3 separate regions of the Mus musculus genome follow, and regions 1 and 3 are each linked to region 2. A link is a loop called in an ENCODE intact Hi-C map of the cell type or tissue named here. Cell type or tissue: gastrocnemius. All regions are shown on one strand.

Evidence for each region. A loop is a pair of places that touch in the nucleus more often than their neighbours do. Peaks named below come from ENCODE experiments on the same cell type or tissue, not always from the same donor. Only the 100,000 strongest peaks of a DNase experiment are listed, where the experiment ranks them.
Region 1: it touches region 2 in a loop (8-fold over the local background); 23 of 42 quality-filtered maps call a loop at or near these places.
Region 3: it touches region 2 in a loop (4-fold over the local background); 30 of 42 quality-filtered maps call a loop at or near these places.

The regions. Positions count from the first base shown.
Region 1 is chr10:76,546,585-76,554,584 of GRCm38, reverse strand. Lss (lanosterol synthase) reads right to left here. Exons shown (of 22, transcript NM_146006.2): 16 at 7,726-7,822; 17 at 7,045-7,150; 18 at 5,300-5,365; 19 at 4,702-4,782; 20 at 3,830-4,000; 21 at 2,187-2,265; 22 at 1-1,648. The coding sequence ends at 1,517. 4930483K19Rik (RIKEN cDNA 4930483K19 gene) reads left to right here. Exons shown (of 4, transcript NR_045354.1): 4 at 7,785-8,000. Among named protein-coding and RNA genes, the nearest start is that of 4930483K19Rik, 12 kb to the left of the region's middle. In gastrocnemius, a CTCF peak has its summit at 3,953 (motif pointing left); no DNase peak of the experiment used is centred here.
Region 2 is chr10:76,731,162-76,739,161 of GRCm38, reverse strand. No RefSeq gene overlaps it. Among named protein-coding and RNA genes, the nearest start is that of Col6a1, 9.1 kb to the right of the region's middle. In gastrocnemius, CTCF peaks have their summits at 3,934 (motif pointing right) and 5,733; DNase peaks (open chromatin) are centred at 3,944, 5,716 and 6,127; H3K4me3 peaks cover 2,276 bases; H3K27ac peaks cover 3,711 bases.
Region 3 is chr10:76,463,976-76,471,975 of GRCm38, reverse strand. It overlaps Ybey (ybeY metallopeptidase), which reads left to right and starts at 2,862. Exons shown (of 5, transcript NM_172550.4): 1 at 2,862-3,202; 2 at 3,590-3,819; 3 at 5,611-5,739; 4 at 7,651-7,719. The coding sequence starts at 3,610. Mcm3ap (minichromosome maintenance complex component 3 associated protein) reads right to left here and starts at 3,074. Exons shown (of 29, transcript NM_019434.3): 1 at 2,762-3,074; 2 at 724-2,027; 3 at 327-553. The coding sequence starts at 1,921. In gastrocnemius, a CTCF peak has its summit at 3,142; a DNase peak (open chromatin) is centred at 3,086; H3K4me3 peaks cover 1,940 bases; H3K27ac peaks cover 1,835 bases.

The DNA.
Region 1 (8,000 bases), 180 kb after region 2:
CAGGGGAATGGGGATCAGACACAGCTTTCTGCTTGTCGGAGGGAAGACTATGGGTCAGGGAGCGATTGGAGATACCAGTGCAGAAAGCACTACAGATGCCGAGAGTTAGTTAACTAAAGGGGCATCCAGCTGGACCCCGCTCACCATGGCCAGAGAGAAAGGCAGTAACTTCAAGGAGACACATAGTTTCCACCCTGAACTCTGCCTGCTCTGGCCAGACACACAGTTACAATCAGGAACTTAAGAGCTCACACCCAAAAAGGATTGCCTCAGACATCTGGCCCTCACTTGGACTCACAAAGCACAGCTGGCATATGGGCTGATAACGATCTTTGGGTGTCATGGGCATTTTCCTGGCTGCCTTGGTGTGTCTAAGTGGTGAGCTGGATATGATTAGCTGTCCTTGCTCCAGCACTGTCCCATGGCAGGAACCGTTACAACCACTGTCTACCCTAATGGCTCCCCCACGTGTGCGTCTCTATCTCAACAAGGACTGAGAAGCCTGGACATCAGGATGCTGATCTTGTAAGAAACCAATGCAATTGTATAAGCATATAATCTGGGGGCAGAATTGGATGCTACAACTGGCTCCTTGCCACACAGACTCAGCATAGACACTCCAGGATGAAATGTCTCAGGAAGGCAGGTGGTTGTTTTTAATATTTTATTTTCAGGATTTATTTTATGTGTATAGATGTTATGAGTGTATGTATGTCTATGTACCATGTGTGCAGTGCCCACAGAGGCCAGAAGATGACATTGGGTTCCCTGAGAACTGGAGTTACATGCTGTTAGCCACCAGGTGGGTGCCAGGAATCAAACCCAGGTCCTCTGAGAGAGCAGCCGCTGTTCTTTACTACGCCCAGGGTCTGTTTAGTAAGGGAGTCGGTGATCATTCAAATGACTTTTAGTAGCATTTCTGGTACAAAGCCAGTTTGTATTTCCTTTCTGAATAACTGGCATTTCATATAGTGATGTAGTCATGGGTAGCAAGTTTCTAGGGACACCAGACACTGCTCAGGGCACAATGAGTAAGGGACCTGCCTCACCTGCCATTGAGCCTTTCTCTGAGCACCCCTGCACCATATGGCTGCTCTAACTCCCTCAGCACAGCAAACACAAGATGCTCAAGTGCCCACTCCACAATCAACAAGGGAAGCAGTGAAGAAGCCAGCTGCTCCCTCACAGGGAAGTCATTGATCACAGAAGCTCTATAGCCTCTCTCCCTCGGGGAGAACGAATACCCAGGAGCTTCCGAGTCCATCCACTGCGCCTCTCTGGATCTCAAGGCTCATCTTCTTCCCTTTCTCACTGAAGCTAGTCCAAGAACTTTAAGCGCACACTGACAAGTGTCTAAAGACACCAACACTGACCCTATCCCCAGCCTCCTGTCTACAGAAATAGAGAACGAGGCCTAAGCAGGGCTAAGAAGGCTCTTATCACCCAGCCAAGACACGGGGCTCTCCAGGACCTGGATGGTGATGATGCTGGCCAGGTGCAGCAGACACACACGTGTTCAAATGTGGCCGGCGAGGGTATTGTCAGGATACAGGTTGGAGAAGCGGCCCAGGGCCCAGATGGGGAAGATGTTTCTGTAACTTGTGTAGCTGATGGCACAGGACTTGTTGAAGACCCCAGAGATGTTCTCCTGGAAAGACATGGAAAAAATGAGCAATAAGGCACTTGTCCCTGGATGGTGGTCCTAACTACTGAATTTCCCAGCCCTAGGACAAGACTGCTTGGGAAAAGCTAATGACCCAAAGACAGGCAAGCAGAGGCTGGCAGCAATCCTGCTCGACTTTGGTCCTAGATCAGAGACTATAGCTTCAAGTAAACATTCTTCCTTAGTCTAGTAGTCTCTAACAATCCCCATAGGCACAGAGACACATGGAAACCCAGCTGCACATCTTGTGAGTGATGAACCACACACAAACAGCACACGGTAGAGCCGAGGTTGTGCAGAAAACTTCAGCTCTCCAGTCCTTTCCCCCAGCCAGTTTCCTTTACACACAGCAAAATGTGCTCAACACATCTTAGCTCTACAAGCAGGACAAGTCTCTGCTGGGCAGTGTCCCTATCCCAGGTCCCCAAAGGCCCCTCAGAAGAACATGGGCATAGGAAAGCGTGTGGAGACTAACGGAGAAGTTGGGAATCAATGTGGGAATGACTGCCCACCCCTCACACACCTGAGGCCAGTCTCCATTGGGTAACTGCTTCCCTAGCAGACATCTGATCCCTCTCTCCTGAGCAGTGATGTCGGGATGCCTGAGGGGCAAGAAGACAAGGTGAGCATACCTAGCAAGTGGCATGATCGTGCATCCCAGGAAAAGAACAAAGTCTCCAAATCCCATGACAATGATATATGTGGTTTGAATAGGAATGGGTTTGAATGCTCCGCCACTGGGAGTGGCACTAGTAGAAGGTGTGGCCTTGTTGGAGGAAGTGTGTCACTGTGGAGGGGGGCTTTGAGGCTATGTGTTCAAGCTATGCCCAGTGTGACACACACAATCCCCTTCTGCTGCCTGAGGATCAAAACGTAGCACTCTCAGCTCCTTCTCCAGCAGTGTCTACCTGCACACTGCCATGATGATAATGGACTGAACCCCTGAACCTGTAAGCCAGCCCCAGTTAAATGGTGTCCTTTATATGAATTGCTGTAGTCACTGTGCCCCTTCACAGCAATGAGATCCTAAGATGGTAGGTAAACCCTAACAAGCAGAACACCTGAGACTCCTGCTAGAATCTTCCCATGAGCCTGAGAAGCAGAACATGTGTAAGCATGGGGAGTGCACACGTGGTTGCCATGACGACATGGCAGGCACACGGTGCTGATAGATTCCCTAGGGAGGAAGACAAGCCTTATGCCTACCCTGCTGTGATGGTTTGTATATGCTTGGGCTAGGGAGTGGCACTATTAGGAGGTGTGGCTTTGTTGGAGTAGGTGTGTCACTGTGGGTCTGGGCTTTAATACCCTTGTCCTGGAAGTCAGTCAGTCCTCTCTGAGAGGCCTGCAGATGAAGATGTAGAACTCTCAGCTTCTCCTGTACCATGCCTGCCTGGATGCTGCCAGGCTCCCACTTTTATGATACTGGACTAAATCTCTGAACCTGTAAGCCAACCCCAATTAAATGCTGTCCTTATAAGAGTTGCCTTGATCATGGTGTCTGTTCACAGCAGTAAAACCCTAAGACACCTGCTGGGGACTGAGTAGGGACAGACTGATGACTCTCACGTCCTTGGGCTCCCTGTACACACTTACTAAGGGGATTTCGGGAAGATCTCCAAATGGCTCCAAGTGTACTGTGGCAACACAGGCTAAGACAGCATGTACAGTGTGTGTACTCCTACACCTGTGTGAACACACATGTATATACCTAAACATATATATGCAAATGCATGTACATCCAGATACATATGTGGGTCTGTGTACATGGGTGCAATACATGTGTCTCAATCCAATATGAGCCATGGACATGAGAGAGCCAAAGCAGCCACAGTAGCCTTGAGCTCTGGATCCTGAGGCAGCGCTTTCCCTTCCCCACCACAGCCCCGCAGGCCCCGCTGTTCCTGCTCTGCCAACAAGTACTGACTACCAATGGACAGGTAGACCACTTCTAAGGATGAGTCTCCCTGTAAGTACCACTCATCCAGACGGGCTGCCACTTAGCCTAGGAATAGGGTATGTGGTTCCATCCACAGTTACAGAGGGATAATGGCTCAGTCCTGTGGCTACTTTCACATCTTCCCACATCTGTCCATATCCTAGGCTACCTCCTCAAAGCTGACTGTCCCTAGCACACACTTCCAATGATGGTTCCGTTGCCCTTACCTGACAGCCATCAAACCCATCAGGGCCCAGCAGGTGCTATGGACCTGGGACCTAGCACTCTGCACATACCGCCGCTGTTCACATGATTCAAAGTCCTCTCCCCAGCCTCCATCCGCCATCTGCTGGGACAGGAGGAAGTTGCAGGCCTGAGCTACTTCTGCACAAGCAGCCCTGTAGAGAGAGCAGGAGGTTTGGAACATGTTGCCTTGAGTGGATCTAAGCCCTCTATACCCTACCCTGACAGGCTGCCTCAGGGTCATGGGAGGGGCCTGCAGAAGTGAGTGGATATGGGTGCACGTGTGCTGCTGGGCACAGAGGAAAACCCTCTGCAGCTACAGACACATGCAGGCTGGGTATGTGGGTACACAGAAACAGAACTAGGCATCCCTGAGTTGCATCTGCCTCAGCGCAACATCCCTAACTCCCCAAACCCACTAGATCTAGACGTACTGGCTAGCGCAGCCAGAGATAGGACTTGAACCCCTCTTTTCCCGAGTTCCTAGACTCCTATCCCATTGTTTAAAAATATTAAACAAAATAAAGTCAAATATCAAAGGAAAAAGACCACCATGGCAGAGCGTTACTGGTCTGCTTAGTTTTACTGTCAACACAGGGTCATCAGTGGAAGAAATTGGGAGGGTCCAGCCCACTGTGTAAGAGAGCTGGCTGAGTAGGGTTTCTTTCATGGTTTCTGCTTCAGTTCCTGCCCTAACTTCCATCAGTGATGGATTATGACCTGGAAGTATAAGCCTAAAGTAACCTCTTTCTTCTCCAAGGGGCTGTTGGTCAGTGCTTTATCACAGTACAGGAACAGAACAGAACAGCGACCATGGCAATGCCCTAACCGCCATCAGCCTGAAAGCCACACTTACCCATCTTGGTAGGTATGCCCCATGCAAGCGAACGCTTCCAAGCCAAACCAGGTGCCGTAGGTGAAACAAACACCCCAGGAGCTAGAGGGAACAGAAGAGAACGTCAGCCTTGCTCTTCACTCCAAGTGAGAGGACAGGTACTCTACCCAGGTACTGGGACAACCTCAGAGAGGGCAGAACTGGATCAAGCATGGGGATACATGCCTATATTCCTAGCACTGGGCTAAGGCAGGAGGACTGCTAATTTAAAGCCAGCCTAAGACATGCAGCAAGACCCTGTCTCACAAAACCAAAGAGAGAGTAAGAAACAGAAAGAGGATGGAAGGTTGGAAAGGAGAGGAAAGGGGGAGGAAGGGACTTCAGCAGTTGGTATAAGAACTTCTCACACACATCCCAGGCAGGGGGGAGTGTGACCTGCTGAAGTTGGCACTGTTCACCTGGCTCAGCCACAGCCTCCTCCAACCAAGGCACACAAGAACTGCATACAGCAGGGAGGGTGATAGCAGGCCATAGAGCTGAGGCTCCCAGGACAAAGGCAGTAAGGGCAGACTCCTCCCACCCCTGCATGCACACCGCCTCCCACCTCCTGTCTGCTCACCCCTCCCAGGAGCCATCGGCTCTCTGCTTCCTTCGGCAGAAGTCCAGGCCTTGATTGAGGGTCTCCCTGCAACAGAGGCAGTTCTAATAACAGCATTCAACTACTTTTCTAGTCCAGCCTTACAAAGCCGTCCACATCTTCCCCAGAAACATGCTTAGGTCTCTCTCTCACAGTCTATCTCCGTACCGGCTTCTGAATTAGCTATTCTTCTGTTGCTGTGGTGAAACACCACAGCCAAGCAACTGACCAGAGAAAGAGTTTAACTTTCGGGCTTACTGTCCCAGAGGGTGAGAAGGAGCAACTGCACACGCCTTGTTTCCCAGGGACAAGTGAGATCAGTCTGAATGCTATTAATTGAGCCATCTCTCCATGCTTTAGCTCTGTTTTTTAAGTGTATTGTTTTATTTATGGGTTTTTGGTGAACTTTCTCAATGCTAGGAGTGGGCTACCTCCTTAGGAGCTATTAGACAGGCTCCTCAAAGCCAGGCTTTTTTGTTGCAAAACAAAACTAAATAGTCGCTACTGTTAAAGATTCTGCTTTGGCAAAGATAGGCTAAGACTAAAGTAGAAACTACTTCCTTACAAGCTGGCTTTCATAATACTGAAGATAGCAGCAAGCTGTTGGTGCAGAACTGTCTCCAACAGTCCAGCTCAGCTATGGACCCTGCTTGTTACAATAGAAACATCAGGTAAGAAAATGCCCATTAATACAATATTAACACATGAACACGATAGTTAAGAAAATGCAACTTTACTGCTCTCTGCTGTGATCTAAGGCCCCCTCCACAGGAAGAAACTCATGTTACTGTAAACCGGGCAAAGGTCATCCCCATGAGGAGGCCACTGCCACTGCTTTATTAGATAGGTATGATGTGCCCCTTCTAAACGCTGTGTTTGCGCCTTAACGTCACTGCCGCCTTCGGCTGTCATTAGTCATGGATGGAAACTTTAATAATACAAGGTGTACCACGAAGACTCACAACCAGTCAAGCTCCTGAGACAAAGTAATTGTTGCTATGTCAGAATGGTCCAATATTCAACCATAGATGGAGAAAATGCACAGCTATACAACCCCTCCAAGACTCAAGAAACATCACAAACAAGGCAGATCCAAAGACCGCAGGAACCAGCGGAAGGGATGGACTGTTGCGTAGTTGCTTCCACCAAATGAAACGCTCCCTACACTTCCACGGAACTAACAGTAAAAGAAACCAACACCTGCCAGTGCGGGACTCAACCAAGGCAGGTCCAAAGAGAGCAACAACAATCCGTGACTAAGGACAGAAGGGCAGTCCCTTCATGGGGGAATGACAATGGGGTGTAAATCAGGTAATGTCAGGGTCCCCACATAACAATCTCAAGAGCTTCTGACCATTCATTGGCTCTCAACATGAAAGAACACATAGTGGCTATTTACCTGGACAGTGGTGGCGAAGTGAGGTATTTATGTCCATTTTAAAACATGTTCAAGAAGATAGGAAAAATAACCCCTTGTTACATTACAGTTGTACTGTCTTTCTCAGACCTATATACACGGAGACTCAAGCACAGACACAGACGGCGCGCGCACACGCACACGCGCGCACGCACACACTCACACACACACACAATGGATCTGTAAGCATCTGAAACTGTCCCTGCATTTACTCAAGTCATTGTCTCCACTTATCTTGTTGAAAACCCACGGTCTGCTGTCAGGGAACGCTGAGCTGTGGGCCTACTCAGTCCTGCCTTACCTTCCTTACCTGACCTCTGCTGCCCTGTAGTCTGGGAAGTGTTCATGGAAATGCTTCAGTGCCTGCATCACAGCGGAGGTACACTCTACATACGTGTAGTCAATCATGATGTCTCCTAGAAAGGGAGAAAAGAAGGCACCTGAGCTCCACTATGGTTCAGGCCAGAGTGTGGTGAGCAAGGGTGTTAAAGCATGCAGGAGTCACACCTGGACATTACCCCAAGATCAACCTGAGCAGTGTGGCCACAATGGGCACAGTGAGACCTGCACACCTATGCTATGGCACACACACAAGACAGCTGGGCTACTACCACTGCCACACACCCCAAACCCCCACATGTATGACAGGTCAAAGCATAGGATAATGAGAAGGCATAAGGGAAGGGATAGCAGGTGCCAGGGTCCATGAAGAGAGAGCTTGCCCTGACAGACTAGAACTTTAGTGACAATAGTCATGGCCAGACAGCCCCTGACACAGGTCCTTACACGTGCTGGGGGTCACTGAGCATATGAAGGGCACATGGCAATCTCCACACAGCATGAGGCCCTGTGGATAAACAGCAACCCCAGCCTAAGGTCTCCATGGCCTGAGACAGGCACTGCATACTCTGGGGCTCATAGGGGGCTCTACGTGGACCTGCCTGTGTGCCAGGCCTGGTCTACACACCATGCTGCTAGTCAACACACTTACCAAAGACCTCTGAGGGGTTCAGCAGCTCCAGCAAGTAACCCCCACGCTTCTTCTCATAGGTAGCGAACCCGCCATCAGCATTCCTCAAGCTCAGTAACTGGAACGAGAGGGCACCCAGACAACTGAGCGGACAAGGGCGGCGTGACTTGGCTGAAGCACCACTGACAGCCAACAGGACAGGAATGAGGGATAAGAAGCCAGTTTCTGTATGTGGTAGGTGCCCAGTGCAGCTGCACAACATCTGGAGACATACTCTAATATCAGGCCAATATTCC
Region 2 (8,000 bases):
TGATGGTTTGTATATCCTTGGACCAGGGAGTGGCACCATATGAAGGTGTGGCCTTGTTGGAATAGGTGTGACCTGGTTGGAATGGGTGTGTCACTGTGGGTGTGGGTATAAAATCCTCACCTTAGTTGCCTGGAAGTCAGTCTTCCACTAGCAGCCTTTGGATGAAGACATAGAACTCTCAGCTCCTCCTGCACCATGCCTTGATGACAATGGACAGAACTTCTGACTGAACCTGTAAGCCAGCCCCAATTAAATGTTGTTTTTATAAGACTTGCCTTGGTCATGGTGTCTGTTCACAGCAGTAAAACCCTATCTAAGACATCGGCTTTAAAGAAAAACCAAATCATGGAATCATGTAGGGACACAGACGGAATTCAAAAAAATATGAATAAGGTAACCCAACCCCCAAAGATGGATGCCAGGTGTTCTCTCTTCTATGAGGACTCTAGCTTTGACTCTTTAATTGGTGTATCTAACATAGAGCCTCTGTGGAAACAGGAGGAGATTGAGGAGGTGTGTATAGACATTATGTGTTTTTTTTATATCTCTCTTTTTTATATGTAATTTTAAAAAAGTGTTTTAATTGGTAACATTTGTTGCTTGGGGTTGGGAACCACAGACTTAAGCCACAAAGAAACAAAGGTGGAAAGACTTTTTTCAATATTCCCTTTGTTCCTTTAAAATTTTTTTTTACCACTCAAAGCTACTGTTTTTGACAGCAAACGACTCTAGGAGTGCATGCTTTTAATCCTAATACTAAGAGCCAGAGGAGACTAATCTCTGTAAGTTGAAGGCTCAGTCTGATCTACATGGCAAGTTCTTTCTAGACCAGCCAAGGCCTGTCTCAAAACAAAACCTCAAAGAGAACATCTTTAACTTAAAACTCATGAGGCCAGTGAGATGGCTCAGCTGGTAAAGAAAGGCATTTGTTGTCAAGCCTGACACCTGTGTTCAATACATGGAACCCACATGGTGGGAGAGAACTGACTCTCAGGCTGTGTGTCCTATAACTCACACAAACTATGACACTCCCATGTACACCCAGGCATGGAACATATGTACAAATGTAAATGTAAGGCATCGTACTAGTCAATTACATATGTATCATACAAATATTATAGACCTTTCATTCTGAAAAGATCTCTCTCTCTCTTTCTCTCTCTCTCTCTCTCTCTCTCTCTCTCTCTCTCTCTCTCTCTCTCTCTCTGTGTGTGTGTGTGTGTGTGTACATGCATATGTGTGTGCTTCCTGAGACAGATTCTCCCCATATACCTTTTGTGTGGCAGTTTCATCAAAATATAGCCTGTCTGAGTGAGAAGCTAAAGATATTGGATGTTCCCACACAGAAGTCTGTAAAGCTCAGGAGCCAACAACTCAAAGGCTTCAGGAAGTCCCTGAAACTGACCAGATAAATTAAATCTTCCCACGCCAAGGAGAAAAGACTACTGAAAGGCACTCTCCAGCCTGCTGAACTGCCTCTATGTTGTAAAGAATATTAGGTTCCCAGCTTTCATAAGCCACTGCCCTTGCTGGGTAGGCTTTGATGATAAAGCTGTCTTTGAGATAATTCATGATCTTATAAGTAAAGTAACCCTTCACTCATATTCCTGATAATTAAAACTCATTGCTTCACTGGATAGTGGTGGCACATGCCTTTAATCCAGCAATCAGGAGGCAGAGACAGGTCATTCCTAAGAGTTCAATGCTAGCCTGGTCCTAGCAAGATTCCAGGACAACCAGGGCTACACAGAAAAACCCTGCCTTAAAAACCAAAAAATTAAAAACAAAAACCAAAAAGCTAAAAAGTCCAAGTTGGACTTTGGTGTTATCTTTCCTGGTGGTCTGTCACCAGTCCCCTATCTGGGGTGAGTAGACATTCATTCATCTCTCTCCAAGAATAATGCTACACCTCAGTAGTAAAGATTCCACTTCTCCAGCGCTGAGATTAAACGTGTTTTCTCTTTTACCATAAAAACCATTGGTAAGACAGTTGGCAGCCTATGGTTATGTTATGTAGATTGGGTAATAGACTGAGCCTGTTAGTCTTCCATTCAGATCACTGCAGTACACGTGGGTAGGAGCACACCCTGCTTTTAGGAGAGCTTGAAGATTTCTCAGTTTGATTTCAGAGAGCTTTGGAGCATGGATGACAATGTGCATCCAGTTTCATGACTCAAGGGGACTTGTCACCACAATCACGCCCCCATCAGTCGCAGCTGTGGCTGCCCCGGGTGATGTTGCCTTCCAGGCCTCCGTGAGGTCAGACTCCCCCAGAGTGCAGGTGCAAGCTTCCAAGAGTGGGACACGGCTCCCTTTGGGTTTTTTCCTAGCATTCTGGATTCCTAGCGTTGCTGGAGGTTCTAGCCAATGGGATTAGATCGGAAAGTGAAATTAAGAGGATTAGAACTGGAAAGTATATAACACCACTCCATTATAATACTACAAACCCGAACCAATAAAAATATACAGAAATTACGACAATGGCAGCACTGCTGCTAACAAGAATAAGCATCTGGCAATGAACAGAATTCAGAGAGTATTAATGGTGGACACAATCCCGTTAAGGTTGTAAGGTCATGGATAATATAGTAGAATTCAGGAAGTTATTGATATCTGAGACAGTCTACGTGTTGGGTGTCCAGCCTCTTCCCAGAGTGCCACTACTTCTATCAGTGGAATTTCGTTTGTCAGAACCTCAGCTTCTCTCTATTCCTGAGCACATGACTCCTGGACCTGGGTTCCAGGGTAGCTTTCTCTACCTCCAGCTGCTGTGATTTCACACACACACACACACACACACACACACACACACACACACACACACAAATGGTAACAGCAGTGGCGAGTGTCGAGGGTTGCCATGACGTCAGGCGTCCTGACTCCGGTGATCTTTGGCTGTCTAATTGGGGAGAATGGCAGTCGGGATCCAGGCCCTATTAACCTTCATCCTCCAGGAACCAGCGTACAACCAGAAGCCAAGCGTTGCCAAGCCTGCTTTGAGTGCTGAGTCTCCCATCCCAACTGCTGCTCAGGAAATCCTCAAAGAACTCATAGCCACTGCTGCCCAGGGCCTGACCTGCCTACGTTTCCACCTGCTGACCTCTACTCTCTGGAATCTCAGAACCAGGTGGGCAGACAAGGGGCAAGGACAGGTCCTAACCTGTGTCCCTGAAGCATTGATCACCTTATTGAGGCACTAGACATTTGCCTTCAAGGAGGAAGATTGAAGGAGTTGCCCTCACCTTTTGGGGGACCCTCTAAGAAGTATTGGACACCTTTCACTGACTTGGCCCCTGGAACTGAACGTGGGAGTATGCTTAGTGGTAGTTTATGTCATGTGGGGTCTCTGATAGGAACAAGTTGCTCATTGGAACTGACCCTAACCTAATCTCAACCCTAACCCAGATCCTTCCCCTTGGTTGTGACTCTAATTCTGAGGCTAGGAGTTACCATGGGGAGTCCTACTGATGTCTAGATATACATGAAGATCCTAGAAAACACTCTTACGGCACAGGGTTATGGTGCCAGGCTCTGGGATACCTAGGCCTAAGATATCCTAGGGTTAGCCTTCCCCTCTTTACAGAGAGCTCTGGCTTCAGGAAGGTTAGAAACTTCTGAAACAGGCAAGCAGAGGTGGGAAGCAGCTGGGCTAGTCACAGAGTTGAGGCTGCTCACTTGTTCTGTATCTGGGACTGGGCCTACCAAGTGACAGGGGCCAGCCTCTGGTAGGATAGTTTCCTGTACCTTTGTTGAGACAGGGCACACTGTGCCTCAGGAAGGCTGAAAATGGAATCTCCCCAGAGGCTTCATTGACTTCAATGCTTCCTAGACTCAATCTATTCAAGCAAGCCTGAGGTAGGCAATGATGACTACCATTCCACAGCCGCTCTGTCTCTGTCTGTGAACATCCAGCAAAGTGCCCAGATGGACAGCAGAGGGCGCTCAAGCCCAGCATATTGGCCCCTGAGAGCCTCTCTGGGCCTTAATCACTAACCACCAGAACGTGAGATTTCCGGTGTGTGCTGGGGAAGAAACTGGCATAAATAACCCAGGGCACATGTGTACCCCAAGTCCTAGTGCTGATTTGGGGGAGTTTTGCCAACAAGGGAAGAAGATATCTGAGTCAGTCACCTGAAGCCCAGGGATCCTAGACAGGCACTGAACAGGCTTAATTACCTCTCACTCTTGTGGGTCTTGATTTTATTGGCTTTTGACTGTCAACAATACTTTTTCTCTTTAAAGTTAACCCCTGCATGGAAGTGCTTGAATGGCCCCTCAATCTCTGGAGATCATTGAGCAAGAACGAGGCCCTTTTCCACAGAACAGCGAGAGACATCTCTTGCTCCAGAGTTTGATAGATCAGAAAAATCATGCAGGCTTGTAGCCGTTCCTAGGAACCCCAGATGTGACCCAGGGTGCACATCTGACTGCCAAGAGGCCTCCTTAGAGAAGCCGGGGCTATGGAATCAGATGCCAGATAGAAGGTCCTAGGGTACCTCCTAGAATGGTGATTCTCAACCGGTGGATCAAGATCCCTTTGGGGTGGGGTGTTCAACGACCCTTTCACAGGGGTCACATACCAGATATCCTGCATATCAGATATTTACATTACGATTCTTTTTTGTTTGTTTGTTTTTTTCAAGACAGGGTTCCTCTGTATAGCCTTGGCTGTCCTGGAACTCACTCTGTATACCAGGCTGGCCTCGAACTCAGAAATCCACCTGTCTCTGCCTCCCAAGTGCTGGGATTATAGGTGTGTGCCACCACTGCCCGGCTTCTTAACAATAGCAGTAATGAAATAATTTTATAGTCGGGGGTCAGCACGACATGGAGAGCTATATTAAATCATCACAGCATTAGGAAGGCTAAGAATCACTATTCTAGCACATCTGGACAGAGTCTACATGGGACCTGTTGATGGTGGCCTCCTGATAAGGAATTGAGACTGTCTTACTCCGACACTGCCATTAATAGCCCATCATAAACTCTCACTAACCAATACTAAGAGGGGTATCTCCTGAAGATGTGGCAACACAATGTTGGCTTGTTTCTCTGGCCTTAGGTCACAGAACTGGTAGATGACAGAGCAGGAACCAGCCCAGATCTGAATGTCCCTGGTTCTTATGTCCCCAGCCTAGAGCACAGAGGCTAGAAAAGACCCCTGACCACCTCTTGCATGCAGCCTGTCTTGCTGCCCTGGCTGATCTTGGGTCCCTCGGTCTCCTCGACATCTTCAGAGAGTACCAAGGATGAGGGGCTTCCATGGTTGGGGGATGAGGCCAGGCAGGGTGAGAGGACAAGGCTGCCAGCCAGGCCACCCTGAAGCAGCAGGCTGGAGAGTCTCCAAGCCCCAGTGTGGCTGAGAAGAGACCAAGGGTCTTAGCAACCCCTTGCATATATTGCTGTTCCGCTGTGACAATCCTTGGCTACCTGAGGTGAAGAGTGAACTGGGCCTGGAGTCCCCTGCTTGGCTCCCTGCAGAGAGCAGGGAGTGTCCTGTTCTCTCCTGCGCACAGCAGGGTGGGGTGAGGAAGTCTTCTCTGACTAGGCTTGTCTTCGCTAGAACTCAGGCGGTCAGGCTATAGCAGTTTTCCACGAAGAGTCTTGGCAGCAGCTGGGAAATATCAATCACAGTTCAGCGCGAGGCTTATACAGTGGAACCCACACTCCAAGTGCCAGGGGCTCTGCAGAGACAGGACGCATGCCTGGTGCGGCTCCCCAGCTCCCCAGCGCCACCTCTGGCTGAGAAAGGCAGCAATTTTGCATGTTGATCAGCAGTCTGATCCCCAGAATATCACTTACAGACTCTGGTTGGGGGTGGGAGGGGCAGGATCTGCTTTTGTGGCTGTTGGGGGATAAAGACAAGGAGGGCATACCCCAGACCTGGTGGTCTCCAACACGGTCCTGGGCTCGTAGTAGATCTCATTTTGAAACCCTATTAGCCCCTCAAAACGTCTGGGGTAATGCTTAGCCCAGCCCTCCACACCGCAGCTCCAGCATCTTCCCAGGGTTAGCAGGACAGGAAGTGACTCTTGTTCACAGGAATGCTTGGCTGTCATCTCCAGGCCCTTGAGGGTGGGCTTCGGGGACCCAGGTGGTGCGGCACCACTGTGGCTATCCTTTCCCGGGAAGCCCCCTCCCTTGAGTTCCGCCTAAGCCTGCAGCTGGCCTCTGGTAAGGAGCCAGGCTGCTCCTCCAGAGGCCCAAGCTCTGCTGGAGAAATACCTCTGCCAGATGTTGCTCTCTCTCTCTCTCTACAGGCAGGAGGCCAGTATGAGGTAATAGGAAAGTTTAACCCGTCCAGAACCAGAGCCCCCAGTCACTGTGTTCACAGCCAGCCATGCTAGCTGGCAATTCGATGGAGAGGGTCCCTTGAGAAAGGATAAGAGCCCAAGGACCCTTGTGTAAAGTGTTCCTGGGGCGCTGCAGCCCTCAGCAGGCTCAGTGGATAACTCTGTGCTCAGCATGGGCCTGCTATTCATGGTACTCAATCCCTGCTTTGCATGTAGCCATTTCTCAACTATCCCCAGGGTCAAGGGTACCCACTTTTCAGAGCCCTTTACCTCCCCAAGGTCAGGTTCACAGCTCCCGGAGAGAAGGGAGTCATTGTGCACTTGTGTGTGTATGGGGCGGGGGGAGCTGTTAGAAACTTAGCTGATGGAACCAAAAGGTTGCAAGGGATCTTGGGGCGGAAAAGGAGATATGACTCGTTCTGCCCACTGGCTTCTCGTCTAGAGACCACCAGCAGCAAGCACAGAATGATTATGGCACTCTCTGGTGACCTGTGCAGCTGCCCCAGCTATCTGTGCATCCCTTGGGTCCCTCTACCTCCATAGAAAGGACCAGCGTGCAGAGGCTCTATATAGATTGGGCGGTGAGGACCGGGGTTTAGGGGTGTATGTAAGAGAAGCAGATTAGAGCAGAAACCTCTGCCTACAGCTCCAAAGATGCCCGTTCTCCAAATGCTTTTGTCTGTGCTTAAGCCGTGGCTCCAGCTGGCGTAGAGTGTCCTGCTAAAGTGTCTGTCTGCTTCCTGCTTCTGCCCCTGGGGAAGCTTCTGCTTGTCCTCGGGAGTCAGGGTCACGCTCCCAGGACGAGGCTTTGGCAGTGAGACTCGAGACAAGATTTCCACGGGGATCCGTGGGGACACCCATGTGTTGCAGCCTGCGGCGTGGGTCAGCTGCTTTTCTGGGGGGAAATCGCCCCTTCCTCCGGAGAAGAGGAAAGAGTTAGAGCTATGTGAATTTTCTGGCTCCACTGCTAGCTAGGGTTCTCAGAATATCCAGCCTCAGATTTGTGGGTGTTGGGCCAACTCCAAACAGCCTTGGAGCCCCTCAGGCCAAGTTGCCAGCGTCTGTGTCATGGTGTCCTTGAGCCTCCCAGCCAAGCCTCGAAGAGCAGGGAGGCCTGGGGTTACCCACTCACTGGCTGCTTGGCTCTGCCTCGCTGGTCTCTCTGGGTATCGTGCACACAACTCATTTTTTTCAGCTTTGTAGTGTCTCTTTCAAAGGACGGCACGCGACCAGAGCTCCCATGTCCACTTCTCACCAGAAAATAAAATTCTCAAGTTTTCAGACAAGAGAACAAAAAATAAATTAGGTTAATATGCAGCCAGGGAGCCACATCGTCAGCTGGAGTCGCTGAGTAGGGAGGGTGGTGGGGGACCAGTGGAGGGATCCGCCTTCACAAAACAATTAGTCGGGGGCATTACAGGCACAGCCTATAATAGTGAGCTGCCTGTCTGCCCCATAATGAGAGACCACCCCTGTGCAAAACAGGACCCACCTAGCTCACTCTATAGTGGGACCCCAAAACTTTCCATTCTGTATCCCCTTTGGGATCCTGGTACCACGCTATACTCCAGAGCGTGCCCAACTCAGCCTCATGGCCTTAGGGCTATTGTCAGTTGGTGGTTTATCCACCAGCCTCTGTTGCTGTACCTCCATGTGTTACAGATGGAGGTTGATAATGTTATAATGTTGTTGGACCCATGCAGACTA
Region 3 (8,000 bases), 270 kb after region 2:
GGAGGCCTGCGTTTTATTTCCAGCACCCACATGGTTCCACCCATTGTAAAATCATCTGTTACTCTGGTTCTAGAGGATCTGATGCCCTCTTCCGACCTCTATGGGCATCAGACATGCAAGTGATGCAGAGACAAACATGCCAGCAAAACACTGATACACAAAAATTAAAAATAATTTTTTAAAAAATGTATTTTTCAAGTGACCAAGTTGAGGACTGAGAACACAGGCTCAGAGGGGCGGAGCTTGCATCTCCTGCTCAGAGCCCTGGGTGTGATTCTTTGCAATGCAGAAAAAGCGACAGGCAGCAGGTTCTCGGGAGTACTCACGTGGTCGAAAAAATGAATCACGGCGAGCTTCTTGCTGCGTCTGGTGAAGACCCGCTGGACTTTAGCGATTTTGCTGAAGTGTTTCTCCAGGATGGCTCTGTCGTTGAGGTAGTCGGGGATGTTCTTGCACTGGATGGCTGTGAGCTCTAAAGAAGACACGCCCCCGAGGCTGTAGATCCACTCTTCCCTTCGCTTACTCTGGCGCACAGACTTTCCCCTGAGAGAATCTGGAATTTAGAGAGCAGACAAGTAAGTCTGTCAGGGACAACACTTCCAGGCAAAAGGAGCCACCACGGGATAAAAGCCAAGATCGTGGGACTTAAAATCAAGTGACCACAAGGGACCTCACAAGAGCTCGGCAGCACACTTTTGTGGCACACACATGTTTAGGACTCACCTTCTTTCTCATCTCTACTTTCTTCTTCCTCTTTAGTCACAGCTGGAAGGCGGGAAGGTACCATGGTGGACTGACTCCCTCCTGGGACGGCCGCGTGGTCACTTTCCCCAGGTTCCGCAAAGCCACTCTCCTTGGATTCCTTGCTGCCCAGGCGGCCTGCCTCTTTATTGCTTTTGAAGACCTCCTGTATTGTCCGGCCAAACAAAGTACCTCCCCGGGGTCTGTTGAGGCGGACTGGCCGTTTATCTGGGGGATGGTCGCCCCTGGACAGGGGATCAGGGTCTTCTGCTGCCTCGTGGCAATGTCTCCTCGGGGAGCGATCCTGGTCCTCTTTCCTCTTTAATCCCTTCATGAGGGTGGGAAGTGGCTCCACCTGGGAGATGGCTTCCTCACATCCTTGGCGGAGGCTTGGTTTGTTAGCTGGGAAGGGCTCCCCCAAAGATCCTGGTGACGCTGTGGGGAAAGTACTGAAGCTACTGTTTGAGCTTCCAAACGCTGACGTAGAAACCCTCTTCTCTTCTTCTACATTTTGGTTAGACAAAGGAGAGGCAAAGGCAGGAGTATTACTAGTAACTGGTTTCGAAAAGATAAAACTTGAGCTAGTCACCGAACTATTTGTCACCTGTGGGAAAGAAAAAGGGGTCAGGCCTCCAGACCCGCTACCAACGGGATGGGAAAATGTAAAAAATCCAGAAGAAATCTGGCTCTGGGTTTTTTCTGGCTCTGACTCAGGCCCCGGTATCGGTTTGAAGACTGCATTTTCCAGAGGTTTAAACTTGAATTCCGTCTTCCGAAAGCCAGAACCTGCTACTTCTCCGGTTTCTGGCCCAAAAGTAGCGCCACTTGGGAAAACCCCAACACTAGAGGTTGACTTAAAGCTGAATGCCGTATTGCCGGGCACAGAGGAACTCGAAGTAGCTGCGAAAGAAGGTGTGGATTCGAGACTAGAGAAGAGTCCCACACTTGAGGTTTGGGTGAGTCCAAATGCTGGCAAGGAGGAAGAATGGCTTCCTCCAGAGGGTGTTGCAAAGCTTGGTACTTGTGAAAACGCCAGGCTCTTGCTGGGTGTGCTGTTCTGTCCAAAAAGGGAAGGCTGGCCAAATCGAAATGGTGATTTAGTCTGATATGTTCCCGTGGTGCTGGAAGATACCGCAAAAGCACTGGGCTGCTGCCCTCCGAAGGGGTTCACCGGGTGCATCTTCAAGCCAATTATCTGAAGGCAATAAATATGGACTATACACAAGTAGCTCTCCTCTTTAAATTATCTGTTGCCAGGGGAAGCTCTCCTTCATCCTCAGGATGACCTGGAAAAAAAAAAAAAGGTTAGGACATCACAGCATATTTTGCTCCAACTCTTAAATCACAGAAATTCTAAGACAATTATTTAAAAGGCAAGGGCACAACGGGCCGCCGACCACTCACAGATCAACAGGTTTTGGACACAGGGTATTAGAAATGGATTATGGTGTAAGGGAGGTTTAAAGATTTTTTTTTCTTTTTCTTTTCATTAAAGACAAGGTCTCGTAAAACGGGCTTGGTGGCGCATGCCTTTAATCCCAGCACTCGGGAGGCAGAGGCAGGCAGATTTCTGAGTTCAAGGCCAGCCTGGTCTACAAAGTGAGTTCCAGGCCAGCCAGGGCTATACAGAGAAACCCTGTCTCGAAAAACCAAAAAAAAAAAAAAAAAAAAAAGACAAGGTCTCGCTTAGCCCAGGCTTGCCTCAAGCTTACTACAATCAAGCACAACCTTAAGTTCCTTTCTTCTGCCTCGGTCTCCCTTCTGCTGGGACCACAGGTGTGCTCCAGCAGGCTTAGGTGAAGCCTGATCCGTTATGATTAAAATAAAAATGCAAAGCATTTTATTCAATTGATACCTTCTCGGGGAAAAAACAAGCAAACAAACAAACAAACAAAACCTCAGTAATAAGACGGGAACACATCACTTATCAGATTCTTGCGATCTCCAAGGCAAAATAAATAAATAAATAAATAAAAACACAAAAACCGTAATTTAAAATGTTACTGCTTTGGGTTCCTACCATCTCATTTTTCTCCCGGTAACTCGAACTTGCGATGCCCTGGTCTAGAAATAATAGCTTTTTATCCCCGATGCTTAACACTCCGGAAGCCGGCCGCTAGGTTAACAGACGCCTTCGAGCGAAGACTAGTGAAGGCCTTCAGCAACTCGGCAAAGACACAAGGGACAGCGGAGGCCGCGGAGGGAGGAGCAAGTCCGCCAGATACGGCCACTGTCGCCAGCGCTTGTGCTCGCCCACAGTCTGCGTGCAGCCTCTACCGGGCCCACCGCACCGCAACAAACCGGCCACTGGAGCGGGCTCTTGGGTGTGCGCTACGGACATCAAATTTGTAGGACCAACTTCCGGTCCTCCGCATCCGGCTTCCGCTCTCTGGGGTGTGCTGCTGCTGATCTTCCGGCAGGCGGCCCGCCAGACCCCCGACCTTCTTCACGGTCGGATTCGGTAAGTGCACGGCGATCCCGCATTGTGCGGCGTGGAAGCCCCTCGTTCGTGCGTGGATCCTCCAGCCTGAGTGCCCGAGAGACGCTGGACCCACAGCGACCCCATTTGCTCACCCACACTCATCCTCACCTGGTCCTGCACCATTGCAACCGCCCCAAACCACTTGCCTTATTCTGCACGTTGTGCCCAGTCTACCCTGTTTATTAGTTTCCTAGGGTAAATAAAGGTGATTTCCCTTAGCATTGCCACCAGATAAATCCCATCAAATAAAGTTTTATTGTGAGCGCGTGTGTGTTTTTACATAACTTATCACTCTCTAGTAGTTACGGGTCTTTTCTCGAACTTTAACCACAGGTTCCTTCCAACCATTTTTTTTTTTTTTTAAAGGGCTGGGTGTTCTTCCCGAAATGAGTTTGGTGATTAAAAATCTGCAGCGGGTGGTCCCCATCAGAAGAGTGCCACTTCGCAGGAAGATGGATTTAGTCAGGAGTATCTTAGGAGTGAAGAAATTTGACCTGGGGATCATCTGTGTTGACAACAAGACTATTCAGAACATTAATAGGATCTACAGGAATAAAAATGTCCCAACTGACGTGCTTTCTTTCTCATTTCATGAGGTAAATATGTATACCTCATATTTAAAATAAATATATATGTATGTATATATGTTCTTCTCGTACAGCTTACCTTCCTTCCAGAATAGTTCCTGTTAATTACATTACAGATCTGGTTATCTTTGATTTTGAAGTTTTCTGGAAATGCACTGAAGTCTAGCCTGGTGTGACTGTGCATGCCTTTAATCCCATCTATCCAAGAGGCAGAGGCAGTCGAATCTTTGTGAGTTCAAAGCCACCTTTGGTCTGCCTGGTTAGTTTAAGGCCAGACAAAAGCCACATAAGAAGCCCCTTTCTCAGCCGGGTGGCAGTGGTGGCACACACCTTTAGTCCTAATGCTTGGGAGGCAGAGAAAAGCAGATCTCTGAATTCAAGTCCACCCTGGTGTTACAGAGTGATTAACAGGACAGCCAGGGCTACAAAGAGAAACTCGGTCCAAAAAAAAATCCTCTCTATCTCAAAAACAAGCAAATAAAAAACAGAAATGAAGCAATATGACATAGACCCATTAAGTATGTCTAGCCCTAAACATCACAATTCCTCTATGCAGGGACCACTCTCACTAACTCAGTGCCCTCAGGAAATTCAAATAAGAGTGTCTGCAGTTTTAAGTGTACCTCAGTAGTAAATGCTTGGACAGAAAAGTAAAAACTGGTAAGCATTATCAACAGATTCCCTTGCGATAGATAGCTACAAGGAACCACATTGTCTAAATAGCTTCCCCCATTGTTAGCAGAAGAAATGGGAATACTCCTTTTGGGGAATGAATTGGTAGTAAATGGTGCTTCAAAGGATAGAAAAGAGAAGGAAAGAGCCAAGGATGCAGGCTTAACCCTGGAAAGTTAAGCCTTGTGATTGTGGCATAAAATAAGGTCAGGCACCCGTGCAGAGTGGGCATGGTGGTCAGGCAGAGACAGGACAGGACTCGAGGTGTGCGTTGGGAGAGGCTGGATGCAGTAGAATCAGTGTCGCCTGCTTCTAACTGCAGACAGGATTGGGCTATAGCCCGCACAAGATGGGTAGAACAGAGCCCAGCAGAGGGGACTGAAGGTCTACAGCATGTCTGAAGAGGCCACAGCTAATGAAGGATTTGTTTCTGTATATATATATATAGTGGATTATAGCATACACACGTTTCTTCCCCTGTCAAAGCAAAGTTCTTTCTGCTTTTCTCTTTTTTTTTTTCCACCCTTTGGTTTTTCGAGACAGGGTTTCTCTGTGTAGCTCTGGCTGTCCTGGAATTCACTTTGTAGACCAGGCTGGCCTCGAACTCAGAAATCCACCTGCCTCTGCCTCCCAAGTGCTGGGATTAAAGGCGTGCGCCACCACGCCCGGCTTATATGTAAGTACACTGTAGCTGTCTTCAGACACTCCAGAAGAGGGAGTCAGATCTCGTTACCGATGGTTGTGAGCCACCATGTGGTTGCTGGGATTTGAACTCCGGACCTTCAGAAGAGCAGTCAGTGTTCTTACCCACTGAGCCACTCTCCAGCCTGTTTCCCTTAACAGGAAAAAATGGCAGGCACACAAGTGGGGAAAGAGTGTGATTGTGTCCATATGCCAATTCAATGATATTGAATGTGACTTTGAGAGGGGTTGGGGGGGTGAGTAGATAATTTGATAAAAACAGCACGTGAGGGTCACTGTGTGATAACTGCATTCCACCCCCTCAGACTCTTTGATGGTCCTTAGCCTTCATTATGCAGCTTGAGCATCCTGTGGTTAAGAGTCCCGTGCCCTCTGCTAAACAAGTGAGCCAGGTCCTTGTAACCTGGTGATGTTTCTCCTTTTCAGAATCTGAAAGCTGGCGAATTTCCTCAGCCACACTCACCGGATGATTATAATCTGGGAGACATTTTCCTAGGGGTGGAGTACATTCTTCAGCATTGCAGAGAAAGTGAGGATTACTGTGATGTCCTGACGGTAAGTCGGGTGCGGAGCCACATACGCTCGCAAAGGAACTTCAAATGAACCTTAGAGAAGGTGGAAGAGGAGACTCCTGGTAACACACGAGCATCCACACATACCACTTGTATTGATGGGACTGGAAGCTCCAGACTTGAGGGAAGGAGAACACACTGGGGGGGGGGGGGGAAGCCTGGTGTCCCCAGGGACTTCTTCAGCTTTTATCTCTAGAAATGGGACCATGCTTCCCTAATTGAAATTTGCTGGATTGGCTTCTTATTACACTACCCAGAACAGAACAGGAGCCTCCACACTTCAGAGTTTGAAGGCAGGAGGGGAAACTAACAAGAGACGCGATGTACCAGTGTTCAGTAGAAGAGCTCCACTTTGGCAGAACACCCACAGCCTTGCTGTCTGTGGGCCTCCTAGAGTTGAAGAGTGACCCAAAGCAGGCCCTGGTGGTGACCCAGAGTTAAGGCCTTGGCCTTGACTGTCTCCTTGATCTCGGATAGTGCAGCCTGTGCTATACAGAGTTGGGGAAGTTATAATTCTCTGCTGTGAAGGAAGTGGCCCAGAGCCAGCAGCGGCACTGCCAGTTGACATAAAATAACACCTCTGCTTTAAAGGAAATAAGAAACTAGTTTATTCTGAGCCAAATGAGGGTGGCTACTGAAGCCAAAGAACAGATTTGGGTTACTGTACAACATGGAAGGGGTTGTGTGAACTCTCATAGTCCCGGAATAGACAAAAGGCACATGTCACCAGTGACTTCAGTGCAGACGTTAGACAGACAGTATACAGGGAGGTGGTGGCAATTCTGTAGGTTTCCCACACAACCACTGAGTGTCCCTGGCTTTAGGGATGGCCGAGGCTAGAAGTGTGTCAGACTAACCATGCTTTCCAAGAGGTGATCTGCTCAACATGAGGGTATTAGGGCAGATCCCAAGGTTCGTAGTAAATGGTTATTAGAGGGTACTAAAGATTGCTAGAGATAACTTTAGCTTAGCTTGCAGTAGTCCTCTCTATAAATCTTGGTGTTCTGGTCAGCCAAAGCTAGACATCATGCAGGCTCTTCATTAGCTGGGCTCTTCAGATCTTCAGTGCCCTCTGCTGGACTCTGTTCTACCCCTTCTTGTGCGGGCTATAACCCAATCCTGTCTGCAGTTAGAAGCAGGCGACACTGATTCTGCTGCGTCCAGCCTCTCCCTCCACCTACTCGAGTCCTGTCCTGTCTTTGCCTGACCACCATGCCTACTCTGCACAGGTGCCCTGACCTTGTTTTACGCCCTAGCCTAGAGGGATGGCTCCGTGGGTATCAGGAGCCACTGTTCTGGTGAACACGAGTTCTCTTCCCAGCATCTGGGTCAGGTATTTTACAACCGCCTGCCCCCAGCTCCAAGGTATCAGATGTCCTCTCAGGCCGCAAGGATGTCTGTACTCATGTGCACATATACACAATTTAAAAATAATAAGTAAATAAATGAAAAGATGTAGACTATACCACCCAGGTCTTGAACTCTTGGATTCAATCAATACTTCACTGCAACCTTCTAGACCACTGATACTACAACCGTGATTCACCCTTGCTTAATTCTATCTAGTCAGATTCCCAATACTGCCAGGGACAATCAACTCTTTTTACCTGGTCTCAACCCCAAACAGTGTTGCTCCACACTAATTAAGTGAACTGAGTGAATGAATTGTTCTGTTTTAGACAGGAGGCGATAGAGGTTGGGATGTAGCTCACTGGTAGCACTTGCCTAGACAGGAGAGAACTGAGTATTAACTCCAACCCAGGGCAGCAACTGTGTATCCTGCCCCAGGGTCCTGGCGTAGGACAACTCAGTCTTACAAGGGTCCTCTGTGAGCCCGAAGGGGCGGCCGTCTGGTAGATCATCCCCTGAGCTGACTTCTCAATTACTCCAACAGGTCACAGCCACCCATGGACTCTGTCACCTGCTGGGCTTCACCCACAGCTCCAAAGCCGAGTGGCAAAAGGTAGGAGGGGTACCTGTGCAAGGGGCTACCCCAGATACACCCTTAACCCTTAGGCTGCTGCCCAGCATTCCCCTCCCCCACCTCGAAACCCCATGGCAAGAGGCCGAACTACAGCCTCCATCCATCCTGCCTGGAAAGGTGAGGTCTTGTATTGAAGGCTCTGGCTCCTCATGATACTTCACTCCTGAAAGGCACCCTGGACAGGCAGGTGAAAGTTAAATTCCCTGAATGCTAGCTATTATCGATGGGGGTCAAGGGACACTTAATGTTCAGAAAAACAT